Regions from separate parts of the Homo sapiens genome. Here region 1 is linked to region 2. Evidence: read pairs that join two places in POLR2A ChIA-PET (ENCODE). Cell type or tissue: CD4-positive, alpha-beta T cell. All regions are shown on one strand. Region 1 overlaps SLC1A3 (solute carrier family 1 member 3). Region 2 has its middle 49 kb from the start of NIPBL-DT.

The links. Peaks named below come from ENCODE experiments on the same cell type or tissue, not always from the same donor. Only the 100,000 strongest peaks of a DNase experiment are listed, where the experiment ranks them.
Region 1: POLR2A ChIA-PET joins it to region 2 with 5 read pairs; 2 of 35 experiments call an interaction of 5 or more read pairs at or near these places.

Annotation. Positions count from the first base shown.
Region 1 is chr5:36,678,371-36,680,870 of GRCh38, reverse strand. It overlaps SLC1A3 (solute carrier family 1 member 3), which reads right to left. Exons shown (of 10, transcript NM_004172.5): 7 at 1,011-1,244; 8 at 282-476. The region is part of intron 1 of SLC1A3-AS1 (SLC1A3 antisense RNA 1); the gene reads left to right. Among named protein-coding and RNA genes, the nearest start is that of SLC1A3-AS1, 46 kb to the left of the region's middle. In CD4-positive, alpha-beta T cell, no CTCF peak of the experiment used is centred here; DNase peaks (open chromatin) are centred at 660 and 1,110.
Region 2 is chr5:36,825,977-36,828,476 of GRCh38, reverse strand. No RefSeq gene overlaps it. Among named protein-coding and RNA genes, the nearest start is that of NIPBL-DT, 49 kb to the left of the region's middle. In CD4-positive, alpha-beta T cell, no CTCF peak of the experiment used is centred here; no DNase peak of the experiment used is centred here; H3K27me3 peaks cover 430 bases.

The sequences.
Region 1 (2,500 bases), 150 kb after region 2:
GATCTCAGCTCCCTGCAATCTCTGCCTCCGGGTTCAAGCAATTCTCCTGCTTCAGCCTCCCAAGTAGCTGGGACCACAGGCCCGTGCCACCAGGCCTGGCTAATTTTTGTATTTTTAGTGGAGACAGGGTTTCACTATGTTGCCAGGCTAGTCTTGAACTCCTGGCCTCAGGAGATCCACCCGCCTTGGCCTCCCAAAGTGTTAGGATTACAGGCGTGAGCCACCACGCCCAGCCTTAAAGGCATTCTTAAGAAAGGGTGTATAGAACTCTTTCCTTGTACCTGATTGTAATAATTTGTCCGAAGTTCAGTTCAAAGTTGTTAACTTGAGCAATGAAAATGGCAGCCAAAGCCTCATAGAGGGCAGTCCCATCCATGTTAATGGTGGCTCCTACGGGGAGCACGAATCTGGTGACGCGCTTGTCCACGCCATTGTTCTCTTCCAGGCACTTGAAGGTGATGGGTAGGGTGGCAGAACTGAGAACAGTGAAATAGGGCACATCAGCTGAGTGTCCTGGTAGTTCTGACTGTCTGTGCGTTTGGTCTTTGGGACAGACAGTTCCTTCCTCTCCCATGTTCTAACTTAAAGGGAACTAAGTCAGCAATTGTATAAATAGGGGAGCAGGTTAAGAACAGTGTGGTCCCCTCACGGGGTCATTTGGCAGCTCTCCTGCTTCTGGGTTCCTCTGTGAGGCATCACTTGTGATCATGCCCTCATCACGACAGCCTGTGCCAAGTCACTCTGCCTCTTCTCCCTCAGGCAAATGTCAACTAAAGAGAGATGAAGTGGACGGGAAAGGATAGTTGATTTCCAATTTGTCCCCACAAAAGATATGTAGCCAGGCATTTCCTGAATCCCAAACAGGTGTGATTGACATCAGAAATGAGAAAGCTAACTCATCATTCTTGGAAGTTTAAAACTCAGAATAAAATGGCTTCTCCTACACCCTACTTGAGGGGCCCTGGTTCAAGGTAACATTTCAGACTCATTTTCCACACATACATACATACCTTGAAGAGGTCCCCAGAGCGGTGATGAGTGCTTGCAGCAACCCTCCAATAAAAACCCAAGGGTTTTTCCGTGTTACCAAGAAGTAGAGGAGTGGCAAGACGATGACTGCGTGAATGAGTAAGCCAACAATGACAGTCACGGTGTACATGGCAAGCTGCCCCCCAATCACACCCATGTCTTCCATCTCCACAATCTTCCCAGCAATCAGGAAGAGAATACCCACGGGGGCATACCTGGGGAGAAGCAACACCAGCACGGTTGGAGTCTGGTTTCCACCAAGCTAGTCCACAGAAATTTCCAAGTGATAAGAAAAAGGGAAAAGAGAGTTGACTGCCAAACTTTCCTGCCCAGGATACCATTAGGACTTACAGAAACTGTGGACTTCTTTTCTTACAGAAACTGTGGACTTCTTTTTTTTCTTTTGTAAATATAAATTTCCCCTGATTCTTGCAGAATCGGGCTTTCCCCTCACTGAGAATTGCTCTAGGACACAATGTTTTTCTCTTAGACCTGGGGGAAAAGGCAGATACAGAGCTTTTGATACCCACCTCTGTCTTCCTAGCCAGCCCTCCTTTCACTACATGGGGGTCACTTTTCTGGTCCTCAGATGCCACTCACTCCCTCTGCCTCCTGCTCCCTTGCTAAGTGTCCTGAACAGCCGGAATCCACTGTACCAATATCCAGACTTTTGGAAGCATTTTCCACATCAGAGCCTGATTCCCAAGTTAAAGCAAGAGGCACACGATGCTACACCAGTGTCTCAGGTTTGCAGTCAGTTCTCTTATTCAAGGGCCACTTTTATTATTGCCTTTCCATATCTTCATACCACTTACAAGATTACTTAGTATTATTCTTCAGATCACCTTTTTTACTTAAGTAAATTTACTTTAAGAGAAAATTCTATGTTATAGTACAAATGGAAATCTAGTACCACTTGCCATAATTAGAAGATGTCCATAAAATAAATTCATTATTAAACTTAATAATGTGCATGTATGTACTACTGCAATCAGGTTATAGGTGTTCTAATGAAGTCATTATTCCCCACAGGCTGCTACTGCCATTTATGAGCTTTCCTTCTGCAGACAATAAACTGAGACTCAAAATGATTTCTACATGTTGAAATAACCTAGAGTTTGCTTAAAGGCCTCGCTGCCTGGATTTCCCTTCTGTTTGTTTCATATGTGCAGCAAACTACAACCAAACTCACATTACCAAACACAGAGAAGCCAATCACACTTAAGAAGAAGGGTCTCCTGGGAACTATGGAGGACTTGTTTCAAATCGAAAAATACAATGCTTCTTTCAAAAGTCCTTTAAGAACCCAGGCCAGGAAATCATAGGAATACCTGTTTTCAGAAATATAATAACTCAGCGTTGAATGTGCAGGCGAATGTACAGCTAGACAAGCTGCATGTGAGATTCATTCAGTGGCCTTGAATGGGCTTCTTTCATAAAAGAGGTGAAAGGTGGAGGCATTTAATAATAT
Region 2 (2,500 bases):
TGCAGAGACCTACTTCCAGCCTCTTTAGGCCTTTTCAACTCCATCAACAGGGGCTAGAAAGAAGCTGTTACATAGTCGGAGGAAGATCTGGCCTCCCCTGATCAGCTTGCCTTCATCAGCCAAGGGTCAAGTGAGAGCCCCATATACTTGTAGAAAGACTTTTCTCCTGGCAGGAGTCAAGAATCATCCGAGGACATTGGATCTAATTGCTGTTGTCAGGACCAAGAGGGGACTCCTTGAGCCTGAGGAAGACTCTGCCTTCCTAGATGTCTTTGCCTCCTTCTGTAGGATCAAGAGGAATTCCTGGAAAACCACTATTCCTTGTTCCTCAACGCTTACAACCTTACCACTAGTCTCTGCCTCCAGCCCACTAAAATTAGTCTGAGATTAAATCTGCAAATAGCACAATACTCTCTTTCCTATTCATTTCCCATTCTAATTTCTACTCTGTGCATATCTCCTATTTTATTCGTTTTTCCCACCACTCCCTAATTTCCGAAACCTTTAACACTGTGTCCTTTGCAACTCATGATCCAGCATCAACAAACAGTTCTATATCTTCAACCCTCTCTAAAGGTTCCCCTCACTTGCTCTAATTGAAACCTAGCTCTCTCCTGAGCCTACTCCTACACTGTCAAGTGGTAAGATATTTCTTCTTCCATACAACTGGGGCCAGGTGGGAGTATGTGTCCTCTTTGCTCCTTGTCACCAGTTTCAGAGCATTCTCACTTCTTTCTCCCTAAAAAAAATACTCAGATGTGAGGCTCAGGTCATCAGACTATATCATCCACTGTCTCCATTATTGCTTCTGTCTCCTAGCCACCTGGGTTACGGTTCTTCATTTCTTTTATTTTCATTTTCTTCTTGGTAGGATCTGGGAATTTTGCTTTTTTTTTTTTAATTCAGCCTTATTGAGGTATAATTGGCAAATGAAAATATATATTCAAAGTGTGCAATATGATGTTTTGAGACACATACACATTATAAAATTATTACCACAATCAAGCTAATTAACATATCCATCACTTCACATATTTATAGTCTTGTAAGTTAAGAATACTCAATATCTACTCTCTTAGCAAATTTCAAGTATACAATACATTATTACTAACTATAGTCACAGTGTTGTACATTAGGTCTCCAGAAATTACTAATCTTATAACTTCAAGTTTGTACCCTTTTGACCAACATCTCCTCATTTTCCCCTCCATTGTCCTTCATTTCTTGCTTTTATTTCCTGACCCACTGTTTACTACTCCTGTCTTAATTCTTGGTAATGTTAATAAACACATGGGAGAAACTTCCAAAAACCTGGCCATTTAGTTCCTTGGATATCTCTTCTCCAATAATCTTGTCTTCCACCATACCTCAGCTCATCATTCTCGTAATTATATCCTAGATCTTCTCGTTGCCAATAATTGCAATAGCTTCATAATCTCAATTTGCTGCATACTATTCTCTGACAACCACTTTTCTTTCTTTCTCTTCTTCCTTCCTTCCTTTCCTCCTTCTTTCCCTCTTTTCCTTCCCTCCCTCCCTTCCTCCCTTTCTTTCTTCCTTCCTTCCTCTCTTCCTTCCTTCCTTCTTTCCTCCCTTCTTTCCTTCCTTCCTTCCCTCCTTCTTTCCCTCCTTCTTTCCTTCCCCCTCTCCCTTCCTCCCTCCCTCCATTCCTTCCTTCCTTCCTTCCTCCCTTCCTCTCTCTCCCTTTCTTTCTTTCTTTTCTTTATTTTCTTTCTTTCTTTCCTTCTTTCTCTTTCTCTTTTTTTTCTCTCTCTCCTTTCTCCTCTCTTTCCCTCTTTCTTTCTTTTTTTCCTTCTGACAGAGTCTTTCTCTGCTGCCCAGGCTGGAGTGCAGTGTCCTGATCACGGCTCACTGCAGACTCAACCTCCTGGGCTCATTGGATCCTCTCGCCTCAGCCTCCCAAGTAGCTGGAATTATCACCATGCCCAGCTAATTTTTGTATTTTTTGTGGACACAGAGCTTTGCCATGTTGCCTAGGCTGGTCTCAAACTTCTGGGCTCAAGCAGTCCACCTGTCTCAGCCTCCCAAAGTGCTGGGATTACAGGCATAAGCCATGGGTTTCTAACTCGTCTGTCTATATTGTAACTCTAACAAGCCTTGGATCCAACTAGAACCTACAGTCTACTGATCCTACCATTTTTTTTAGCTATCTCACCTCTTCCTGTGGGCCACTTTTCCCTCCTTCCTCAGTTTAAATTCCATAGTCAAACACTATAATCATTCACTTTATTTCATCCTCAAATCCTTTGCCTTTCTCTCTTACCTCATCATATTGCCTTGGCAAAACCACAACCCTGATTAATTCAGCTATTGCCTGGTGGGTGTCTACATCTGCATAACCAAACCTAGCTTGGAAAGAACACATAGTTGTGCTTATTGGTATCAATGTAAATTAATGTTCATTATCCTCATGTGGGGCCTTAATGACTTTTGAGAATTGTTCTGTATTCTTCTAGTCCATTTACTTTCCCACTCTCTT